Regions from separate parts of the Homo sapiens genome. Here region 1 is linked to region 2. A link is an interaction called in ENCODE POLR2A ChIA-PET data of the cell type or tissue named here. Cell type or tissue: GM12878. All regions are shown on one strand. Each heading gives the region's core, and the rest is flanking DNA. Links, peaks and the distances in the headings are about the cores only.

The links. ChIA-PET counts read pairs that join two places held together with the same protein. Peaks named below come from ENCODE experiments on the same cell type or tissue, not always from the same donor. Only the 100,000 strongest peaks of a DNase experiment are listed, where the experiment ranks them.
Region 1: POLR2A ChIA-PET joins it to region 2 with 5 read pairs; 2 of 35 experiments call an interaction of 5 or more read pairs at or near these places.

What each region holds. Positions count from the first base shown.
Region 1 is chr15:77,450,266-77,455,655 of GRCh38, reverse strand. The region is part of intron 1 of HMG20A (high mobility group 20A); the gene reads right to left. Among named protein-coding and RNA genes, the nearest start is that of HMG20A, 32 kb to the right of the region's middle. In GM12878, for the core only: no CTCF peak of the experiment used is centred there; no DNase peak of the experiment used is centred there.
Region 2 is chr15:76,283,867-76,289,256 of GRCh38, reverse strand. ETFA (electron transfer flavoprotein subunit alpha) reads left to right here. Exons shown (of 12, transcript NM_000126.4): 5 at 1,312-1,411; 6 at 2,776-2,886; 7 at 3,519-3,620. Among named protein-coding and RNA genes, the nearest start is that of ETFA, 25 kb to the left of the region's middle. In GM12878, for the core only: a CTCF peak has its summit at 3,833 (motif pointing right); a DNase peak (open chromatin) is centred at 2,776; H3K27ac peaks cover 822 bases.

The DNA.
Region 1 (5,390 bases), core at 93-5,092, 1.2 Mb before region 2:
CAAAGGCAAAGCAATATACAAGTTTGGCTCTTCACTGCACTTTATACAAACAGGTCTATCATGCAGATGTTACCTAGTAGAGGGGACTTATCCAGTGAAGGCTTCTACCAGGAAGCCTCACAAAAATGATATTACTTTGCCACTTAGAACACTTTGAACCAGGGTCTGGACCTGAGCTTTGGAAATCCCAAAATTCCCTCTAACACTAACCACTCACTGAAAAAAACCTGACATATAAAAGAGTGCCAATTTAAAATATTTTAATGATGATTATAAAGATTGTAATGAGAATTATATTAAGCGTACTAGATATTTAATGACTAGTGAACACATTTTCTCTCTGTAGTCATCTAGTAGGCCAGATCATAATCAGAACATTGCTATGGTCAATATATGGCCAGAACAAAGGAAATTAGGTGGAACTTAAGAAATGTTCCTCAACTAAGATTGCTCTAGTAATCTTTCCCAATAATAGGGATGATCACACCAATGTGACTATGTTATTCCAAATGTGTTGGACAGTGCTGGAAGCATATTTGTACTTCTGGTTTCTGGGGTTGGCTCTTTTCAAGTGCCCTTTTCTTACTTTACACATGCTAACCCCACTTCCCTAAGTCTTTTCATAGAGATGCAGCATATTCCTTCTGCACCACTCCCTCTCCAACCATACACCTCATAATTGAGAGGTGGGATTCTGCCCATCTCAACCTCATTTTCCATATTACAGCCTTTATGCAAAACCCTTGGTTCCTTTAAAACATCAGGTTCCTTGGTTATATCAACCTCATACCCAAAAATCTCTTACCATCATCTCCTATCATTTCAGCTCTCTTAATTCTCCTATTACAACTCACCTTGAACCATACAAACCTCTATTCATTGGCCCTTGATTTTCCCTTCTCTGTCCAGCTTAGATTCAATGGCTACATTGCAAATGTTCTTTTGCCAATACTCAATTCCCTTGCACTACATCTTTCTATACACTAGAAGTAGATCAACTCTGAGTTTTGGCTTTAGATGGTGGAGGAAAAAAATGACAAAATAAAGAGTATTACTATAAATGTATGGTATCCAATCACAACTGGGCCCTCTATGCTCTTAGTAATCACTTTGTATGTTCTTAGGATATTTCCCAACTGCCATGTTATCTCTGTCAAAGTTTTTCAACCAAACTCACCCAAATCCTCCAACTCAGTCAGCATTATCTTTTCACATTCCTCAACCCCAACTCACGACAAAAAGCATACTAAATTGCTTTTTTTGGAAGATATAATTGATATACCATAAAGTTCACCCCTTTACTACATACAACTCAGTGGTTTTTAATATATTTACAAGGTTGTGCAACCAACACCCTAACCAATTTTAGAACATTTTCATCACCCCAAAAAGAAACACAATATCCTTTAGCAAACAATCCCCATTCTCCCTTCCTGCTAGTCCTCCTAGGCCTGGGCAACCACTAATCTACTTTGTTTTTTTTTTTTTTTTTAAGAGACAGGGTCCTGCTCCGTCACCCAGGCTGGAGTGCAGTGGCATAATCATAGCTCACTGATGCCTCAAACTGCTTGTCTCAAGTGATCTCTCTGCCTCAGCCTCCTGAGTAGCTAGGACCACGCCTGGCTAATTTTTAATTTTTTTTTTTTTTTGTAGAGATAGGGTTTCGCTATGTTGCCCAGGCTGTCTTGAATTCCTAGCCTCAAGCAATCCTCCTGCCTCAGTCTCCCGAACTGTTGGGATAATAGGCGTGAGCCATCATGCCTGCCTACTTTCTGTCTTTATAACTGTACCTATTCTGATATTTCATATAAATAGAATCATACAATATGTGGCCTTTTGTGTCTGGCTACTCTCACTTAGCATAAAGTTTTCAAGGTTCACATTGTAGCGTGTATCAGAATTTCATTCTGCTTTATGGCTGAATAATATTATACTGGATGGCTATTGCACATTTTGTTGATCCACATATCAGTTGATAGACTTGGGTTGTTTCTACTTTTTGGTTATTATGAATGCTGCTGCTTATGAACATTTGTGTATAAATTTTTGTGTGGACATGTTTTCAGTTCTCTTGGGCATATACCTAGGAGTGGAGCTGCTGGAACATCTGGTACCACCATGTTTAATATTTTGAGAAAATCAAACTGTTTTTCAAAGCACCTCTACCATTTTACATTCATACCAGTAACCTATTAGGGTTCCAATTTCTCCATATCCTCAGCACACTTGGTATTATCTTTTTTATTAGAGCCATCCTAGTAGATGTGAAGTGGTATCTCATTGTGATTTTGGTTCATATTTTCCTAATGAGTAATGATGTTAAGCATTTTTTCTTATGCATATTGTGCATTTGTTTATCTGTTTTGGAGAACTGTCTACTCAAATCCTATTTCAAATTGTGTTTTGTATTATTATTATTATTTTTTAGATAGAGTATCATTCTGTTGTCCATGCTGGAGTGCACTGGTGTGATCCTGGCTCACTGCAACCTCTACCTCCTGGGTTCAAGCGATTCTTGTGCTTCAGCCTCCCAAGTAGTAGCTGGGATTACAGGTATGCACCACCATGCCCAGCTAATTTTTGTATTTTTAGTAGAGACAGGGTTTCGCCATGTTGGCCATGCTGGTCTCAAACTCCTGGCCTCAAGAGGTGCCACCCACCTCAGTCTCCCAAAGTGTTGAGATTATAGGCGTGAGCCACCACACTCAGCCTCCTTTGCTCATTTTTAAAATTGGGTTAAAACTGTATTGTTATTGCAAAATTGCAAGAGTTCTTTTTATATTGTAGATACTAGACACTTATCAGATATACTATTTTCAAATGTTTTTCTCCCATTCTCTGGGTTGTCTTTTCACTTTGATAGTGGTCTTTGAAATACAAACGTTTTTAACTTTAAAGTACAAATTATCTTTTTTTTTTCTTTGGTTGCTTGTGCTTTAGGTGTCATATTTAAGAAACTACCGCCTAATCAAAGTTGTGAAGATTTACCCTTATGTGTTCTTCTAAGAGCTTTATAATTTTAGCTCTTAACATTTATGCCTTTGATTCATTCTGAGAAAATGCACCATATTCTCTGACCTCTACATCTCTGCAACTGCCATTTGTTGTCTTTGGTTGGAATACTTCCTAGTACCCCAGTCTCTCTTGTTTGGCCAATTATACTTTCTTATCCTTCACATCTCATCTTAGATGTGTCTTCTTTCAGCATGTGTTCTTGGATCAATCAAGAATGTATCAGATGCCCCTTTTATGTACTACCAGAGCATTCTGTACTAAACACCCATCATAATACTTGACTCACTGTACTACACTTGTCTTTTCTAACCCTTAGTTATATGTTTTGTTAGGTTATAAACAGTGCCTTGTTTACCTTTAAATTTCCCCCAGCCTGGTTTTGAGCATATCATGGGCATTTGTTAAATATGCATTTGATGAGCAAATACAATTATGTATTTCACAGCTTCATCATAATATTGTGGCCAGACTTTGCCTAAAGCCACACCATACCCCTCAACTGAAGGAGGCTCCTCATTCAATTAGTATTTATTTATTGCTCAAGCAAGGCACTTTTGCAGATTATGTGTCTTTTAAATGGATTAACTCTGAAACTGGGGGACACTCAATATATTCTCTAAATGTTTCCTCATATATGCATTCTCCTTTATTATTTGTAAGGAGTGAGACTATCTTCAAACAATAGAGTCAGTGTTCATGTCTACTTTAGTGAACATGGCCGATTGATGTATATTCTGTATTGGAATTTTCAACTTTCCATTCACGTTAGATATTCATGTCTAAGTATTGAATCTTTAACATCAATTTTGCTCAGTGAAGCCTTTCATGGCCTCTGTATATAAAATTGCAGACACCCCCTTTCCTTGAACTGTTCCTAACCTCCTTCCCTGCTCTGTTTTTTTCTTGGTACTTCAAACTATGTATCTTTTTTCATTTTACTTATTTTATCTTGTTTTTTGTCTGTTCCAGTACACTGCGAGCTCAAAATTTGTAGATGCCCACAATTGGCCCTGCAGAACCCATGATTACAAAAAGTCGGCCCTGTATCCATAGGTTCTGTGTCTCTCGAATACTGTATTTTCCACCCCAAACTGATTGAATTTGTGGATGCAGAACCCAAGGATACACAGGGCCAACTATAACTGCAAATTAAAACAATAATGATCTACCACTACAAACCTATTAGAATGGCCAAAATCCCAAACACTGACACCACTAAGTGCTGACAATGATGCGGAGCAACAGGAACTCTCCTTCATTATGTGGGGATACAAAACAGTACAGACATTTCAAAAGACAGGAAGTTTTTTACAAAATTAAACATACTCTTGCCATACAATCCAGCAATCGCACTTCTTACCTTAATATTTACCCAAATGAATGGAAAACTTACGTCCACACAAAAACCTGCACACAGATGTTTATAGTAGCTTTATTCATAATTGCCAAAACTTGGGCATAACCAAGATGTCCTTCAGTAGGTGAGTGGCTGAACTGTGATACATTCAGATAATAGAATATTATTCACTGCTAAAAAGATATGAGTTATGAAGCCATGGAAAGACATGGAGGAAACTTAGTGCATATTACTAAGTGAAAGAAGTCAATCTGAAAAGGCTATATAAATTGAGCATCCCTAATCTGAAAATCAGAAATTCAAAATGCTCCAAAATCTGAAATTTCCTGAGTGCCCACTTGATGACCCAAGAGGAAATTCATACAATAGTGAGCTACCACTACACACCTATTAGAATGCCCTAAATCCCAAACACTGATACCACCAAATGCTGGCAAGGATGTGGAACAAGAACTCTCCTTCATTGTATGAAAATACAAAATACAAAAATTCCACATGGGACTTCACGTAATGGGTCACAATAAAAACACTGGCACACGATAATTAGTTTATTCAACTTGCCATTGTTTGTTGTTAACAGCTGGCACAGGTGCACTGGTGATGCTACTGTACTGCTTACCCCGAACACATTATTTTTTCATTGTATTAATGGTATGTCACATTTTTTACTGTTAAGTACTTATGTGCAAATAAGTGTAAGAGAATGATTCTTATTGGTAGCACATGAATTCTGAATCAGGAATAATGGTGATGCCAAACAATCACAGACTGTACATGTGGGTGGCTGAGTGACATCTTTGCTTTCTCATGGTTCAATGTATACAAACTTTGTTTCATACACAAAATAAATAAAATCATTGCTATAAAATTACCTTCAAGCCATGTGTAAGGTAAATGGATACACCATAAATGGATTTCCTGTTTAGACTTGGGTCTTATCCCCAACATATCTCATTATGTGTATGCAAATACTCAAATACAAAAAATTAGCCGGGTGTGGTGGTGGGCGCCTGTAGTC
Region 2 (5,390 bases), core at 73-5,072:
AACCAGATTAAGTAGGTGCTTCAGAATGGGCATGGTGGCTCATGTCTGTAATCCCAGCACTTTGGGGTGCCAAGGCAGGAGGATCAGCTGAGGCCAGGAATTCGAGACCAGCCTGGACAACAACGCAAGACCCCGCTTCTACAGAAAAAAACAAAACATAAACCAAAAAATGAGCTGGACGCAGTAGCGTGCGCCTGTAGTCCCAGCTACTCAGGAGGCCAAGGCAGAATAATCTCTTGAGCCCAGGAGTTCAAGGTTACAGTGAGCTATGATCACACCACTGCAAGTTCAGCCTGGGTAACAGAATGAGACCCTGTTTCCAAAAAAAAAAAAAAAGAAGAAGAAGAAGAAGAATTAACTGAGACTTGGGGAACTGTGACTTTCCCAAGGATTCCTGCTGCTGAGGACAAAGTTAGCACATGCATCTATTTCAGTACAAGCACAAGAACACACCTTTATTTTATTTTTGTTGCTTTTTAAATATGTACTACACAGGCTGTTCTTCAGGTTAGTGTTATTCTTTTCCTTTTTTTTTTTTTTCTTTTGAGGCAGAGTCTCGCTCTGTCACCAAGGCTGGAGTGTGGTGGTACTATCTCAGCTCACTGCAACCTCCGCCTCCCAGGTTCAAGCAATTCTCATTCTCATGCCTCAGCCTCCTGAGTAGCTGGGACTACAGGCATACACCACCATCCCCGGCTAATTTTTTGTATTTTTAGTAGAGATGGTGTTTCACCATGTTGGCCACATTGGTCTCAAACTCCTGGCCTCAGGTGATCCTCAGCCTCCCAAAGTGCTGGGATTACAGGTGTCAGCCACTGTACCTGGCCTTACTCTTTTTTTTATACAATATCAATTTAAACAAAAGGTGAAATGTCTGCTGTGAATTTTTTTCTTTTATATACATTAAGTAAATGTATACAAGCATAATCTTTTTCAGTATTTGAGAATTTTACCACCCTTCTAAATTTGTTCTATCTTTTCTTATCTAAATTCAATAATCCACAACTGTCACACTTGGTAATTGATGTTTATTAAATTTCATATCTCATAGTTCAATATATTGCATTAAGGTGGCTTAATACTGTAAAACTCATGAAACTCTTAATGTAGTTAGAGTAATGGTAAGTACTCAATCTCAAAGGCTATTTAAAAAGCTGTGCTTGAAGTTGTGTATCCAAAGGTGCACACGAAATATAAAATATTTGAATTAAAATTTCTACAGAATATGCATTTAGAATATGTCATTACTGATCATTTATAGTCTTCCATCACTATGTATGTGTGTTAACTCACTGCTTATTTTGCTTTTAGAACCTTTTGCCCAGAGTAGCAGCCAAACTTGAGGTTGCCCCGATTTCTGACATCATTGCAATCAAGTCACCTGACACATTTGTGAGAACTATTTATGCAGGTGAGTACTCAAGGAAGATAATTAATCAACATGTTAAATTTTAGTGAAAAGCATAAATTAATCTTGAAGATAGAATTTTAAATCAAACCATACAATTGCTTTAAGTGGACCATCTTAAAGGTTTCTGAGGAAAATTTTAGTCTAGAATTGCTGGTGGCCCTTGACATGGCATTCTCTCTGATGGATCGCAAACACAGAGATTTCCTGCCTGTTTATTCAGTTTGCAGGGTGATATTTTCCTAGTGATCAATAAAAATTAGATTCACAATTTAATATATTTTGTAAGTGGTACCTGGAAAAGCAAAACTTAAAAAAAAATAGTATTCTCAATCTTTGCTGCTTCTACTTCATTTCCATAGGCATTAAGAAATTCATTTTAGCCAGCTGCAGTGGCTCGTGCCTATAATCCCAGCACTTTGGCAGGCTGAGGTGGGAGGATTACTTGAACTCAGGAGTTTGAGGCTATCCTGGGCAACATAATAAGACCCTATCTCAAAAATAAATAAATAAAATAAATTAGCTAGGCATGTTGGCATATGCCTGTAGTCACAGATACTTGGGAGGCTGAGGTGGGAGGATTGCTTGAGCCAGAAGGTCGAGGCTATGGTGAGTTGTGATCATGCCACAGCACTCCAGCCTGGGCAACAGAGCAAGACCCTGTCTCAAGAAAAAGAAAAGAAATTCATTTCAGTGTCTCTTCAGTTGATTTTTTGCTTAGCACACTGGTCTCTAGTGGGGTCGGAGAAGGCAGTGAACTCTTCGTTTTTTGCCTGATTAAAGTTGTGTATTCCAGTATGAATGGCTAATTCTGAAATTAGACTTTTCATCTTCCATAATGTTTGAGGGAAAATATTTTGTCATGGTTTAGGTTACTGTTAATGTGATAGCTAATCCAGAGTGTCTCAAATCCTCTTAAAATCTTAGCACATTCATACCTGTTCTTTATGACCTATTGTGTTTTCAAGATATTCCTCCTTTAGCATGCACAGTAGCTACATTCTTCCTAAGTTGTTGCAGCTCATAGTTTTGAGTTACTGATTGTATTGTTTTTGGAGAAGGAAGCTTTGTTCATATTCCTTTTAGAGGTGTAGTGTACCTTCTTAGTGTGGATGCCTGTTCGAGTTTCTTCCTTCTAGGTGTGGTAGTACCTGTCCTGCTTTTAAAGACATCCAGGGTTATACAGATATCTGCTGATATGTTTCTTCACCGTTATGGTTCATTTTTTCCTATACTTAATAGAGTTAGAAGACAACTGGTCAATAGTTATTTCTTGCCTTGTCTGTGAAGTAAATTCCAAGCATCAAAGGAGTGCTAGTTTTGTTGCCTTTTGCTGTTGCTTTTAAGAAATAGATTGTATGTTTCAGGAAATGCTCTATGTACAGTGAAGTGTGATGAGAAAGTGAAAGTGTTTTCTGTCCGTGGAACATCCTTTGATGCTGCAGCAACAAGTGGCGGTAGTGCCAGTTCAGAAAAGGGTGAGTGTTCATTTGGAGTTTTTTTGTTTTGTTTCTTACTTTTTTAATTCATAGACTGTATTATAATAAGAGATGACCTCTGCCTACATTTCTAATGAATAGTATTTGAAAGTTCAATTTAAATGATATTCCCAAGCTTATACAAAAATAATAAATATGTATAACTTACATCTTTTTCACATTATCTTTGGTACTAGGATAGTTGCTTTGGTAGATCAAGGGAGTGGGAGACAGAGGATCTATTAAGATTAAGCTTTTTTACTCTTGTCACTGTTTCCTATTATATTTGGGTGATTCAGTATAACAGAAGAATGTAATAGGAAACGTGTGGAGGGTGTCACACTTTAACATATATAGTGTCTTATTTGAACCTCATAGAAAGAAAGTTATTCTATATTCAGACTCAGAGAATTGAATGATTTCTGGAGTCATACAGCTAATGTGGCAAAGGCTGGAATCTAGTCTCCTTAAGTCTTTCCATTATCAGAGAGAATTAATTAGGAGCACTGAAAATTCACAGTAATTAACTTAAATTTCGTGGAATTATATACTTGTGTGTTTCTCTTGAAAATAATTCTTGTTATAGAACTTGAAATCATAGTCATTGTTTTATTATGTATTAATGTATGCAGCATCAAGTACTTCACCAGTGGAAATATCAGAGTGGCTTGACCAGAAATTAACAAAAAGTGATCGACCAGAGCTAACAGGTGCCAAAGTGGTGGTATCTGGTGGTAAGTGAAATATTAATCTTAAAAGATGTAAATTGAAAATACTTTGATTTTTTTTTTTATTTTTAGTATTTATTTTAGAAGTACACAGATCTTTTTCAAATGTAAGAAGTTGGGAAGTTTGGGATATTATTCCCATTTAACCAATTAGGAAAATGAAATTATGAGCATAATACACAGTTTGGGGTTTCTGTTGCACACCTAGTCACTGGCACCAGGGGGAGCATGGTATAAATCTTATCTGCATAACTTTGCCACTTGGTGCCATCTTATTGATGGACTTCCATGAATTCTGCAGAGTATGGTTGGCTTCTCAATTATAGATAGAACTGGCTTGAATTTCAGGGCCATCTTGTGTATAATTCCTACCCTTCTTTCCACTTGGAAAGATTTCCAGAGTTGTCCATGTCTTTGTGTATAACTCTTTAAAAAGTTTCTTAACATTTAATATCAAAACTGTTAATATTGCATAAGACATGCTTATTTTTATACATCATGCTCCTTGTCTTTAAAAACAATGATTTTTTTATGGCCCACTGACTAACTTTTTGAAAAAATAAGGACTGTTATGCTTTTTAAATCCTTGCAATTAAACATCCAACAAAATAAGCTTTCAGACAGCCTTCTATTGCAAGTATCATTGAGAAAAAAAAATTAATATTTTGAAGTGATATATCTGACTTGTTTTTCGTTTTCTTTTTTTCTTTTTGAGATGGAGTTTCGCTCTTGTTGCCTAGGCTGGAGTGCAATGGCACAATCTCTGCTCACCGCCACCTCCACCTCCCAGGTTCAAGCGATTCTCCTGCCTCAGCCTCCCGAGTAGCTGGGATTACAGGCATGTGCCACTACGCCCAGCGCGGTGACTCACACCTGTAATTCCAGCACTTTGGGAAGCCGAGGCGGGTGGATCACCCGAGGTCAAGTGTTCGAGACCAGCCTGGCCAACATAGTGAAACCCCGTCTCTATTAAAAATACAAAAAATTAGCTGGGCATGGTGGTGGATGCCAGTAGTCCCAGCTACTCAGGAGGGTGAGGCAGGAGAATTGCTTGAACCTGGGAGGCAGAGGTTGCAGTGAGCCGAGATCGCACCATTGCATTTCAGCCTGGGCAACAAGAGTGAAACTCCTCCTAAAAAATAAATAAATAAATAAATAAAAATAATAATTTTGTATTTTTAGTAGAGACGGAGGTTCTGCATGTTGGTCAGGCTGGTCTCGAAATCCTGACCTCAGGTGATCCGCCCACTTCAGCCTCCCAAAGTGTTGGGATTACAGGTGTGAGCCACCGAGCTGGGCCCTGACTTGTTTATTCACTTATTTATTCAAGAAATGTATATTGGTTATCTGTTCTATGACAGGCTTATTGCCAAGTGCTGGAGAAACAGATGAAAAGGCAGAATGTTCTTCCTCTCGAGGAGTTTAAAGTCCTTGAGATGACTCCCATTCAAATAATAACTTTATTCAGTCATTCAGAGAAATTTATTGAGCATCTATTATATGTAGAGTTTTGCTAAATATTGCAGATATGGCAGTGACCAAGATAGATATAGATCCTGAAATTAAAGAGTTTTTATTCTAGTGGGAAAAAAACTCATATTAATTACACAATTAGTTAACTAGGTAATCATAGTAGTGTTGAATGCTTTATAGAAGTATAGGAGTGTCAGAGGCCAGAAAAGGTTTATAGAGGAGGTGACATGCTTAATATGGCAGTTACATAATATGAAAATTTACTCCAGTATATAAAATAGCAAAATTGTTCCAGAATGTATT